Linked DNA regions of Homo sapiens: region 1 is linked to region 2. A link is a contact called in ENCODE Hi-C data. All regions are on one chromosome and are shown on one strand. The core of a region is the stretch at or near the end of the contact, and the rest is flanking DNA. Distances in the headings are between cores, read along the strand shown.

Evidence for each region. A loop is a pair of places that touch in the nucleus more often than their neighbours do. Pooled maps may share reads with other maps.
Region 1: a loop to region 2 is called in a pooled map of heart left ventricle, with 2.4 times the contacts of the local background. The contact joins two enhancer-like sites. A Hi-C loop is called at or near these places in 3 of 168 maps with a recorded cell type or tissue (GM12878, HCT116 and Right ventricle myocardium inferior), 10 of 37 single-sample maps with no recorded cell type and 21 of 50 pooled maps.

Annotation. Positions count from the first base shown.
Region 1 is chr10:113,516,820-113,523,592 of GRCh38, reverse strand. No RefSeq gene overlaps it. Among named protein-coding and RNA genes, the nearest start is that of HABP2, 33 kb to the left of the region's middle. Within about 2 kb of position 2,717, at least 2 of the 41 ENCODE cell types and tissues checked have a DNase peak (open chromatin) inside an H3K27ac peak, as active enhancers do.
Region 2 is chr10:112,714,160-112,721,107 of GRCh38, reverse strand. The region is part of intron 7 of VTI1A (vesicle transport through interaction with t-SNAREs 1A); the gene reads right to left. Among named protein-coding and RNA genes, the nearest start is that of MIR4295, 83 kb to the right of the region's middle. RefSeq lists a silencer at 1-18. Within about 2 kb of position 4,012, at least 4 of the 41 ENCODE cell types and tissues checked have a DNase peak (open chromatin) inside an H3K27ac peak, as active enhancers do.

The DNA.
Region 1 (6,773 bases), core at 1,468-3,967, 800 kb before region 2:
ATTGTGAAAAGGATACTTGACCCAGATATGCAGTGTCTTTTGGAATAACCATATCGCAGTGAATGCCTCTTAATTAAGCCATGACCTTCGCCCAGTTCGTCTTTTTCCTGAATGTGCTCTTTCTTTTCCTACCCAAACTGCTTTGAGTAAAAGCGAGGCTGGGCCCAGAAAGCATGAACTATTTTTCTCTCTTTTCTTTCTAATATCTGTAGCTCTAGCTCTGGCTCCAGTCTCCCATTTACAGCTGCCCACAGGAAATTGCATAGATGTCCCAAAGGCTCTCCAAATCCACATGCCTGAAACAAAGCACATTCTCTCCTCGGTGCCCAACCACACTTCCTGGTGGAGGTGCTGTTATTCTCCCAGCCTGTGGAGGTCAAGGTCGGAGAAACCATTTGGATGGCACCACTTTCTTCATTCTTAATGTGCCAGGAGTCAGCGCGTCCACCAAGCTTTCCTTTCCAGCATCCCTCAGCAGCTTGTCCTGAGTTCCAGCCCTCCTACTCAGTCCCTTTGCAATCCACCTGGCACTGGCTGCCAGAGATATCTTGCCCCCATAGGACCGTTACCACGGTTTCTTGCCCAGCAGCCTTTGGCGATTCCCTGTTGCCTACTGCTTTAAGTCAGCCTGAAGTCAAGGGGCTCCATAACCCAGCCTGTCTTTAATTTCCTTCCTTTTCCTATCAGATCTCTCACTCATAATTCAACTTCCTTTACTGCCTCCAGCTAAAATGCTCTCCTCCTTCCTCTATACATCTTTAATCTACCCATGTGCCAAGAGCTGGAAAGGTAAATTAGATTGTATGCCATTTTCCCATTCTGCTTAACTGTTATAACTGCCTGGAGCTGTATTATGAGAATAATTCTGAAATTATATTCATGATCTATGTGAAAGAGATCTGTAATCGATTAGTGATGTCTGCCATGCGTAAGGCGGGAAAGAGCGAAGCAAACAGACTCTGGCTAGAGCCAACTGATAGCAGCCTGCCTCCTCCATGCAGCCTGGGACAATGGCAGCCCTATGGATCACCTTGCCCATGACCAATTTATCATATTAATAATAAACACAGGATTGCAATGGGCTCTGAGAAGAAAAATACCTGAGATATCTGCCTTTAAAAAAGCCATGGTGGTGCTGGGCTCGGTGGTTTATGCCTGTAATTCTAGCACTTTGGGAGGCTGAGGCAGGTGGATCGCTTGAGGCCAGGAGTTCAAAACCAGCCTGGTCAACATGGCAAAACCCTGGCTCTACTAAAAATACAAAAATCAGCTGGGCATGATGGCACATGCCTGTAGTCCCAGCTACTTGAGAGGCTGAGACAGGAGAATTGCTTGAACCCAGGAGGTGGAGGCTGTAGTGAGCCGAGATCGCACCACTGCACTCCAGCCTGGGTGACAGAGCAAAACGCTGTCTCAAAACAAAACGAAACAAAACAAAACAAAAAACGAAAAACAAACAAACAAAAAAACAAACCATGTTGAAGAGTCTATTTACCCAGGTTTTTATCACATCTCACCCGGTTCTCTCTCTGCATCAGACAATTAAAAACCTTACTTGTAACAATAATGGCTAGCTTTTATGAGAACTTACTCTGTGCTGGCACCATGCTAAGGCTTGACACATGTCATCTCAGTTAATCATTATAGTTTTGCGAAGGAGGAAGGGGGTACACCTAAAAGGCCATCTTGCAGATGAGGAAACGACATTCAGAGCAACGAAGTGACTCCTTCGAGGTCACCTAGGCAATCAGTGGTGGGGCCAGGATACACATCCAGGGCCATTTGATTCCAAACCTTGGCTACTAGATGAATGGGTATTTTTGTTTATTAGTGTATGGTATTGTTCACTTTTGATGAAGGTGTTAGAAATAGACAGCAAAGTCTCTGAGTGCATAAATTTGTCACACACTTTGTTATATTTTTCCCTTCCACACCCAAGTACCTAACACAGGCCTAAGTCAGAGTTGATGGAGTCTCTAATGCTCTTTTTGCGGCTGCTCAGGCCCTATCAATTGCTGCTTATTATTTATTTTAACATATTTTCAAGGCCCGAGAAGGAGGATCACATTACATACAGTCTATGGGGAACTGGGCTCAAAATGACTCAGGGATCCCAAAAAGATTGTGCTCCAACAGGTAAAAATATCCCCCTGTGGCCTCATTGAAATTGCCAGCTTTTCCAGATGCAGCAGCAACTTTTGGCCACAAGAGGACAGTAAAGACAAGGCTACCAGGACCAAGTCCGACCAGCCTCTCCATCCAGGCTTCACAAGCGAGCAGAGACCTTGGCAGCAATTACTGTTTCTTTTATTATGACCACTGTCATACAATCTTCAGATGAAATGCACTTCAACAGGCTGATGCAAAGATCTAATGACTTCCCTGCAACTTCCAGCATAAACGAAGCTAAAATGGCCATTTATGCATGCATGCATTTGTTCCACCTGCATTTATTGAGCACCTACTGTATTACAAGCACTGTACTATCTAGGGGAGATGATGGGCAAGTACACTGAGAGACCTAGTACAGGTTTCCAAGAGGCATCGGAAGCACCAGAGGAGGCACTGTGCTCTAAGAGAGTCAGGAGGGCATCTCTGAGGAGGTGACATTTGCACAGGGTCTTGGAGAAGGTCTGGGAGCTCACTAAATAGAGATGGCAGGGGCCAGTGCGGGGGCTGGGGCAGGAATCCCAGACAAAGGGAGGAGGGAATGGCAGCCAGAGACATCACTGGAGCGGATATGAATCTTTGTACTGCTTGCTGTGGGCTGGAATTTGAAATTTGATGGCTATTTTTGGAATGAGATTCCTGAAACGCTCCCCTGTCTTCTTCGGTCAGGTTTATAACCATCCATGGGAGTGGAGCTCTAGGCTCTGACTAAAAGGGAGCAATGGGGACCTCCTTTTCTAGAAAGTTCTTGTGATGATAGCCTTCCTGAGCAGATTTGTGGGAGTTTCCAGCCAGACCATTCAGGATCTTCCTCTGGAGCAAGCCCAAAGGGGCCTGTGCAAGGCTGGGTAGGAACATGAGGGGCCCTCCCAGCCCCCTCCTGCACTGGGCTGGAGGCGGGCTGAGGGCCCAGCTCTGTCTTCAGAAAAGCAGCCACAGTCCCCGAGCAGGTGGGTTTCCAGCCCTGCTTTTTCTCCCTGAGCTCTTTTCCCCAAATGGCCCTTTCCCCTTTTCTGCTGCTTAAGCCTTGCCCAGATTCTATGGCAAACAACAGCTATCCTGCCAGTTGACCTGAGTCACTGGGTATAGGAAGGGGCCAGAGCTCACATGGCCATTCAAATCTAGGCTTTGTCTGCATCTTGGCTCTGTGAACTTGGACTTGACATTTAACCTCTCTGGGTCTCTGTTGGCTTGTGGTGAGGTTGACAGAATACAGAGGTAACTGTCTGTATACTTGGGTCCCAAGTGAGGGCCTAAGTTATGGACTCCAACTTGCATGAGTGTCTTGGGGGCACATTAGGTATGTCGGGGCGCTGGGAGCACCTGGGCAAAGGGCTACAACTTAACCTCCCAAGGACCCCATGGGGGAAGTTGAGTGCCCTCCATCCCTCAGTAGGAAATCCCAGTGTGTGAACAACACCTAGACACTATTGGGCAAGGCTGTCACTGCTGTTTCCTCTGGTGCTGCCCCTTAACCCACAAAAGCTGGGAGTTGAGAGGCCTGAAATGAACGAAGGAGGAAGTGCCATGCGGGAGCCGGCCCCTGGGGGCGTTAAAGGTACCCTCACGGCCCCTCTCAGCCACCTCTTCACAGAAGGGACCATTCTCAAAGGGAGCCAGAGCCTGGGCATGCTGGGCCGGTAGAGGGTTTGCCCGGATCGCAGTCAGGGCTGCACCTCCGGCCAGGAGGCTGAGAGGGAGGACATCCACCCAGCAACTGGGGAGCAAAGTGGACAGGGGTGGCCGAGCCCCAGGAGGGGAGAGTGTCAGAGATGTGTGACAACTGAGAGAAGGCCCTGCTGGGTCCATTCATCCTCATCATCTTCTTCATCATCATCATCATCCTCAGGATAAGATATAAGAACAACAATAAAATAGTAACTTCGATTAACAAGCACCTACCATGCCCCGGACATTTTCCACACACAAAATCTTCACAGCAGTACTTCCAGGTAGGTGGCGTCATTGTTCCCATCTTACAGATGAAAACACCGAGGCTCAGAGAGTCTAGGCAACTTGCCAGCTTGCTTTTAGCAGCAAGAATCAGGATTCAAACCCGGACGTACCAAACTTCAATCTTTGGCCTCTTTCCAGTTCCACACTGCCTCCCTGAAAGAATTAGTCACTCTTGATCCAAAAGATTCCCATTATTTTTTTCTTTGATAATGTGGTTACTCTGAGTTAAAGTGACTCTAACTCAGAGGCAGATTCTGAAAACTAACAGATGCTTAAGAGCTAAGCAGTGACAAAAACAGAATCTTGTGTGCAGGAAACAGAGACCAGCCCTGTGCTGCCGGTGTCCCATCACCGCACTTCCCATTCAGTAGCCCAGCAGGCTGGGCCAGATTTGCAAGCCCCCCGTCCCTCCTCATGCTTGCCTGGAGAGTGGACATTCCCTTCCCTGCAAGGATGGGACCTCCAGCTCTAGTCCCACTGAAAGCCAGTGACTGAGAGCCAGATACACCTTGTTTCAAGTCCAAATAGTGGCTGTGTGGCCTTAGGCAGGTTTCCTAACCTCTCCAGGCCTCATATGTAAGATAGGGTATAGCCCGACTTGCAGAAATCTAAGGTGCCACAGGTGATAAAATGCACTATTATTTTAAATACCACTGGAAAAAGTAAAAAAAAAAATGCTGTGAATTAAACTAGGATTTAACGCTGACATGCCACGAATTGTAAGAGACATCCAAATGTTGGTGATATCAAAATATGAAGTGGAGTCTTGTTTTAGAATTGATAACAAAGCATAATGTTCCCCACACTCAGCCTCAGCACAGGGCCTGGCTCAGAGCCATTGAGGGCCAGGGTGGGGTTTTGTTATCTGCATCATCTCTTGTTTATAGGGTCCTTATCAGAATTCCCTCTGCCCCTGGGGGCATCTTCCCAAGCACACGCTCTCTCTGCACTCCCTGAGCTCTCAGGAGCAATTTTTCTCTGGGCAAGAACTTGGACCCAAGTCCCTTCAGAAATGGAGAGAAGAAAGTAACTTTAAAAGTTCTCAGGGAAGATTTGATTTTTCTGTCTCTTTTCTCCGTGAGCATGTCAGACTCCTACCTGGTTCTTTGAAAGTTAGAACATTAGTTGGGTCAGCGGGGGAGCCAAGTAAACTACAGAACTTCTGCAGTTCAGCAAAAGTTTTCTTTCTGCCTAGGCGTGATTGAGCTTGCTTGCTCTTCTATCCCTAGCTCTCTCGGCCACTCGCTTTCTGAATAGTGAAGCTTTTTTACCTTCTTGAAAGGCAGTCACGAGCTGTCTGAAGAGGCAGAAGTCAAATTTGGTGGTTCCCCAACTCTCTGCAGCCCCACAGAGCCACCAGCAAGGGCCCACAAACCCCTGTTAGCTGGTAATTGGTGATTCATTGAGGAGCCAGCAGTCATCCATCACCGTGCAGAACAGCAGCCCAGCCAGAGCAGGGAGGGCCACCATGCCCAGCCCCGCACACCCACCTAATTCCTCCATAGCTTTGACCTCCTGGTCCTGGACCACTCACTTCCCCTTGGCTAGAAATTAGGAAAGAGAGGGCATCAACAATCACAGATGCTTCTGGTTTTGAGCAGGAGCTGATGTGGACTCTGCCATCCCCTACTCTCAGCCACCCACACTCCCTCCCATGGGTGAATGGACCCAACTCACCATCTTACCACCTGCTGCCTGCATGCAGTGTTCACCTGGGCCTCACCTGCAAATACTTCTTCCCTGCGTGTACCCATGTGCAACTCAGAGTCATGGCAAGGCCCACCCGCCTCTATTACGACCATTTGACTCCTTTATTCTCTGAACCACCTGCAAGCCAGTGTTTCTTACGTATGTGTGCATTTGGACAGAGCGCCTTCGCTGCTCCTTCAAAACATTTACTGTCTGACAGATGCAGAATGTTCTGGAGACACCAGTAACAGCTCCCAATCCATGGTGGGAGTCCCAGGCAGGGGAGTCCATAAGTGTTTCATTTTAGTAAAAGTGAACCATATTTTTGCCTTTTGTTTGCCCAGAGATATTCCTTTTTGAGGAGACAAGGAGAAAGAACTAGGTTTAGATCAAGGGAGAGAGGAAGGCAAGTCCCCATGTCGATGGGTGGGGAACCCAGCTGGGCACTGGAGACTCAGCCACAGCAGCCGGCTGGTGAGTCCAGGGAGAACGACTGGCAGGGGCTGGGCCAAAGCCTGGAGTGGCTAAACTCAGATTCAAAAAAGATTTGAGTATTGGCCCAAAAGAGATGGAGTAAATCTTGAAACAGTTGCTGAAAATTAGAAGACAGCGAGATATAGCAAATAATGGACACATTCAATCTCAGTTTCCTGATCTGTTGACTGGGCATGAATGATAATACAGGTTCAAAATTCCTTCCTGTCATTCTGAAATCCAAAAAGTTCTGAAAACAGAAAAGGCCTTCTTCTTTTTTTTTTTTTTTTTTTTTTTCAAAAGTTTGGCACTAAAACTCATTTATTGGTGAAGTCTGACCTGAATTGATATAATGCAAATTAGAATTATTTGTCACACCAAATGTAAATATTTATAGTTTTCATGCAAAATACGAATGTGTTTGATCCAAGGATGCTACCGCAGACCCTATGGGTGGCTGGTGGTGTTACATAATGTATGGTCCA
Region 2 (6,948 bases), core at 2,763-5,262:
AACCTCAGTTTCCCCACACATAAAACGAGAAAATAAAAGTATCAATCTTACATATGCTTCTATGAGGATAGAAGAAAATAATATGTGTTAAGTACTCAACAATAAATGTCACTGAGTAAACTGCAGGGCATTTTCACCATTTTTTTTTTTAAATCAGTGAGAACCTAGTGGCAAAGTGCTATATTCTCTCTAAAATAAACAGAGAATTTCAGATACTCCACCTGGATACAATTCCAACTCTATCATTAATTCTCCATGTGACCCACATATTTCACCTCTTAGGTCCTTGCTTTCCTAATTGGTAAAATGAGTTAATTAGACAAGCTGATCTTTCTAGGTATGCTTCTGGGACCACTAATATCCGTATCGCTAACCAAACGGAAAACAAAGTTTTAGAAGCAAATTGCTTCCTGAGAACAATTCAGTTATCGCCTAATCTAAAATACTACCATGGTAAAAAGAACATCTTCAACGTATACATTTGTTTGAAAATCCCTCCCTTTAGGAAGATATATTTGTTTCTAATGGTTCTGCTAACCACATGCCTGAGGTGAGGCAAAAGAATTTTTAAAAACTCAATAGAATCAGACATTTCTCCAAAGAAGAAATACAAATGGCCAATAAGCACATGAAAAAATGTTCAACATCTAGACATTAGGGAAATGCAAACCAAAGCCACCATGAGATAGTTCCTCACTGCTACTTGAAAAACTATAATATAAAAGATGCACAAAAGCAAGTGCTGGTGAAGAGGTGAAGAAATTGGAACACTTATTCATTGCTGGTGGGACTGGGAAACAGTGCAGCCACTTTAGAAAATAGTTTGGCAGTTTTTCAAAAGCTATGCAAAGTTACCACATGACCCAGCAATTCTACTCCTAAGTAGGCAGCAAGGAGAAATGAAAGTGTATGTTCACACAAAAACTTGTACATAAATGTCCATGACAGCATTGTTCATAATATTCAAAAAGTAGAAACAACCCAAATGTTCATCAATTGATAAATGGACAAATAAAATTTATGTATCCATACAATGGAATATTATTTGTCAATAAGAAGATTTGAAACATTATGCTAAGTGAAAGAAGCCAGACGCAAAATACCACATATAGTATGATTCCATTTATAAGAAATATCTAGAATAGGCAAATCTATAGAGACAGGAAGTATACTAGTGGATGTCAGGGGCTGGCAGGAAAGTGGGAGTGACTATTAATGGATACCAGATTTCTTTTTGCGGTGATAAAAATGTTCTACAATTGGGCTGGGTGTCGTGGCTCACGCCTGTAATCGCAGCACTTTGGGAGGCTGAGACGGGCAGATCACCTGAGGTTGGGAGTTTGAGACCAGCCTGACCAACATGGAGAAACCCCGTCTCTACTAAAAATACAAAACTAGCAGGGTGTGGTGGCGCATGCCTGTAATCCCAACTACTCGGAAAGCTGAGGCAGGAGAATCGCTTGAACCTGGGACGCGGAGGTTGCGGTGAGCCGAGATCGCACCATTGCACTGCAGCCTGGGCAACAAGAGCAAATCTCTGCCTCAAAAAAAAAAAAAAAGTTCTACAATTGTTTGTGGTGATGGTTGCATGATGCAGTGAATATCCTAACAGCTACTGAATTGTACATTTTAAATGGGCGCATTATATAACATATAAATTATATCTCAATAAAGCTGTTAAAAAAACAATAGAAGCACATAATCGATAAGGATCAAGAATCAGTTCCATTTAATCAAAGTGCAAGGAACATGTATGTTTGTATAATAGCATTTTATGTGGATAATTGCTTTGTACATTCAACTGCTTTAAACCCATTTTTGCATTTGGATCATTTTTCAAGGAGGAGATGAAATTTAAGGAAGTAAAATTGAATAAACAAGGCTATTGCAGCTCACAAAATATATTTCTTTTATTTTACTACCGAGGATCGACTCAGTGATGTAAAATGCCATTTAAAAAAAGAATGACAAAGTTTGAATGAGAAAATGTATTTCATCGTGAAAGATAAAAGTCTTTCCTTCTCTACAGTGAATACAGGTAATTTCAGAAGCAGCAGCTCCTAATTATTCACTGTTGAAAAGCTAAAAAAAGGTTCATATTGAAAACACTGACCTCTAGTTTGCTCTGTGAATGAAAGCAGACACAAATTCTCATTTTCCTAGAATTCTGGTTGATAACTGAGTTGGGAAAAGCATGCATTTCTTCATTACAGTGCAGTCGACTGTTCATTTAAATAACAATAACCTGCATAAAAGTCACAAAAGCATTATCTAGCAATTTTACTGTGTTGAAATGCATTATTAGTACTAACAATGCCAAACAGAGTAAATAAATGACTGTCTTCTTATTTTCAGCATTATTCCTGATTACTTAGCTTTATGAAAGGGTAGCATTATTATTACTGGTGCATTCAACACCTTGGTCAACACTATTTGCTTGGATAACTCTTGAATGAGAAGGGATTTCAGAATAGAGCTATATTCTTTTCTAGATTATCCAAGGGGGAAAAAATCTTCCAATTCAGTGCTTATATATCCTATATTTTTGATAACAAATGTTTGAAGAACTCAACTTCTGTTTTCTACATATGTGTAAAAACAAGAATTAAAGTCTTCATTAAAGATAGCACACTTGAAGTAGTGCTTACTAAAAAATGTAAAATTTACATCATTTGTTTAAATCAGAAGATTTCTTACCACGAACATGCTAATGCTTCAGTTTGTAAAGTTCCTTGAGCCCAAAATCTGGGCCTTTCTTTCAGTTTCTCTTTTTTCACTCCCTGAAGCATTCAGTACTCCACTAAATGCCATTGACCAAACTTGTTATGAGAGTACCATCAATCTCCCAGGTGCAGAGCAAATAGAGATTTGAAATCATTCACTCCTGAGTCTCTAGTTTGCAGGGGTTAGATTCAAAGGGGCCTCTCCATGAAAGATCTGAGCAATATTTGGCTTTAACAATGGATGGAAGTGCAAATTCCTAGAAGATGGGGCAACAGGATACATCCTTATAAAATGTTGTCATCTTGATGGGGACAGTACACACTTGAGTGACTGACTCTCATTCAGACAACAGGAGTTTTGTGGTTTGTGTGTGTGCACTGAGGCCTTGGATTTTGCTGTGGGAAGGGAGCAAGGAAGGTTGTGGGCGACACCGTAATGAGTAAATTAATTTTTAGGTAACTTAAAGGATTATGTGAGTGGATGAAAATGTTCTTCGGGGATGTGACAGATTGTATTTTCCAAAACTGGTTGCAACAATATTTCCTGCCCCACTGGTCTTCGTCAACCTGCCACCCCTGCATCAAAGAGTGGGGTATGTGTCACATCCCATCCCCTTAAACCTCGGCAGGCCCTTGCGACTGTCTTGCTGAGTAGAATGAGGCACAGAATGTGGCACTGTGTGACTTATTAGATTGGGTAAGAAAAAGCCACACAGCTTCTGCCTCTTGCTTTTGTAGCTCTCACCTTAGGTGCCCTGGGCTGCCAAGTCTGAGGCTGCCATACCGTAAGATTGCCCAAACCAGCATATGCAGGGAGACCACATGGAAGGGCCTTTTGACTAATGACAGAAAGAGAAAGGTGCCCAGCCAGTCCCGAGCTACTCCAGGCTCCTGTCCCCCCTACATAGTTCCAGCTCTGATCTCTGTCTGAAGAAGGCTCATGAGAGACCCTGAGCCAGAACACCCAGCCAAGCAACCCCTGATTTTCCTAACCCGCCAAAATCCTGAGAGACTGCTGCTGAAGTCACTGCATTTCTAGGGTGGTTTGCTACTCAGCAACAGATAACCAGGAGAAGAGAAAAAGAGAACTGAATGGAGAGTCACATCATCAACAATAGAAAGGGCACATCATATTTGGAGCCAAGCCTTTCAGGCCATGACCTCTGGACATGTAAATAAATGTAATGGGCAAAGACGCCTTGTAAATCAACATGTAAGCTTCCAACTCAGTCATGACTCAGAGCTTCCAACTCTCAGCACTGAGCCAATGTCCCTTCGGTGGAATCTCTAGATTTTCCATACAGAGGAGCTTAGGGCAGCAGAGGTGCAACGGCACTTGTTACGAAGCTGCGTTTACATAGCAAGCACAGTCCTCTTACTCCAACTATGTTTGCTTGGGGTGGCCCTGGCAGCATTCATGGCAAGGGGCTCTTGGGGTGGTGGGGAACCTACAGCCCCTCTAAGGTACCACTGGCTCAAACCCTGGCTCCCGCCTTGTCTTTTTTCCTCAAGTAAAACGGAACAGTTTGTAGGGGTTGGGTATCCCTTATCCAATATGCTTGGGACCAGAAGTGTTTGAGTTTTTAATTTTTTTTGGATTTGGGAATATATGCAAAATAACACTCCAGTTGAATATCTCTAATCCAAAAATCAGAAATCCAAAGTGCTCCAGTGAGTATTCCTTTTGAGCATCATATTGGGGCTCAAAAACTTGGATTTTGGGGCATTTTGAATTTTGGATTTTCAGAGTAGGGATGGTCAATCTGTAGCTCCTGGGCACAACATATTGTTTTAAGGCCTCCATGTCCCTGTTCTCTCTTCATTGGCTAACACACACTTATTCTTCAAAGCTCAGGCCAGGTATCACCAACTCCAGGAACCCCAACTTAGCTAAGAACTCCTTGTGTACACATATGGGTATGTTATACTCAAATTTATAATAAAATTTGCTTAGTTATGTCTTCTCACTAGAGTATACATGTTGGGAGAGCGACATGGATTATTTATATTTTATCTTCACTACCTAAGGCCTGCCATGTCTCAACAGCATGTGTTCCATAAATGTTTGTAGAATAGAAATGAACATGCCAAGACATGTTGCCTTCAAAGGATGAACTGGTGACAGTGTCTCCATGCATTTCAAATATTCCTTGCTCTTCCCTGATCTCAACTGGAAATCTCTCTCTGTGCTGGAAACTCCCAGGAGAACACTTCGTCAGAAATTTTTTCATGGCCCTTTCCCTCACCTCGGATCCTCATCCTCCATGCCTTCTTCCTCAGATCCATCCCTTCTGTGCTGGACCATACTTACTTATGTTCCCACTAGATCCCCTTCTAGGGGTCCGCTCCCAGCTGGCAGGTCCCTGGGCTGATGCGCATCCCGAGTGCCAAGAACAGCACTCCATATGCTCAGAGTAGGTTTGGTAAAGCAGCGTGTCTTCCCAGTCTCAATACACTGACAAAGTAGTTACTGACTCCGAAATCTCTTCCCTGGGGTTAGCAACTGTGCCTACAACAAGTCTGCGAATACACCAGTCTTAGATATGTTCAACAGGTGATATCAAGGTGAACTAAAATGATTTCAGGATAACCTGCTGAAGGCCTCAGAAGCTGACTGCGCCCTTGAAGTAGGTCATCCCCAGGAACAGTTGCTTTTCATCCACTCAGCAGGTGTGTGTCATCAAATAAATATCATAAAATGTCTTCCAGCCAGGAACAACTATCTGGCAGGGAAAAGGAAGTACACAGGCTCACTGATTACAGCTCTTGATGAAAAGCGTGAGATAAAGTTTTTTTTTTAACATATGAAAAACAGTATTTTTATGAACAAGAAGGTTTCCACCTCCACCGTTTACTGTCCTCCCAGTTCATCCAGCTGTCTTATCCCCCAACTAAGAAGCTTCCAGAATAAACTAGTCTCAGTTTCATAACTTCATTTACTAAGGTTTTAACAAAGAGGACTCCACAAACCTGGCACCATAAAAACAATTTTTTTTCTGTAAAACTGTGATTTTGAAAACAATCATAATAATTGGTAGGCCAATATGGTTTAATGCTTGGGATTCTCTCTCTCCTCCCATCCCTTTTTCAGTGTTTAGATTATTCATTTAGGTGCTATCTTCCTCCTTTTTGCTGGAAGATTCAGGAAGTATTAAAATTCAGTAATTTGTGGTTTTTCATATTTTGTAAGATTAGGGAGAACTGAATAACATGGTGCAATTTGTTCTTGAATATTCTCAAGCCTACCCCATCGTTACATACCAAATTACCAGGTATGATTGAACCCAAATATTAAAAAAAATGACTATAAGAAAAAATAAGCCTGTGGTTTAACCCTGATTTCAAAGTTAGGGGTACAACTTAAAAGAGGAAATATTTGGGCTCAAATGTGATGGGTAAGTTTTGGTTTTAATTTTATCCATATAACTTATAACCTGCAACGCTGATGACAATTCTAAGAGAACCATGAACACGGTGCACATCATGGAAGATTGAAAAGGTTGGCTCATAATAATTTCAAGATGAGTTATGTAGGCCAGTTTTTTACTTACTTGAATGTTATCTGCTAATATAATGGTGGATTTTTCAGTTAGTGTTTTTTTGATCGAATAGCGTTTTCCAGACACCCAGATACCATTTTCCTGATCCTCCTGTGCCTGGGCACCCATCTGAGTTAGTATTTACTTAACTGTTTTCTTCATGTCAACTTTAAATTGGCCCTTTAAAGAAAAAAGTCAGCTCATCCCAAACAACCATATCAGTAAAATCACAGGTCTGATGACTACCTAAATTTGTTCTTTTGGGAAAAAACAACCGAGTTAAGGGAAAACTACCCAGCTCAGAAGAGGCATGACAAGAAGTTAATCCTTTCATTTGATGAATATTTATTAAGTCCTTACTCTATGCCAACTCCTCTTGCAGATGCTGGGTTTATAGCAGTAAAGAAAGCAAAGTTCCTGCTCTCCTGGAGCTTACATTCTGCAGGAGGTGATGACAATAAGCCAACAAGTTTATAAAATGATTCCAGGTATTGATATATGCGATAAAAAGAACTAAAGCAGGGGAAAGGCATCGAGTGATGAGGGGCTTATCTGAGATCCAACGGAGCATGGAAAACAGTGGACTGTTTTAAGCAGAGGCAAAGCATCCAGAGAGTTAATAATATCACATGTCCCCATTTCCACTCTCCTTATAAAACTCAGTTGTGCCCCAAGATCAAGTCTTA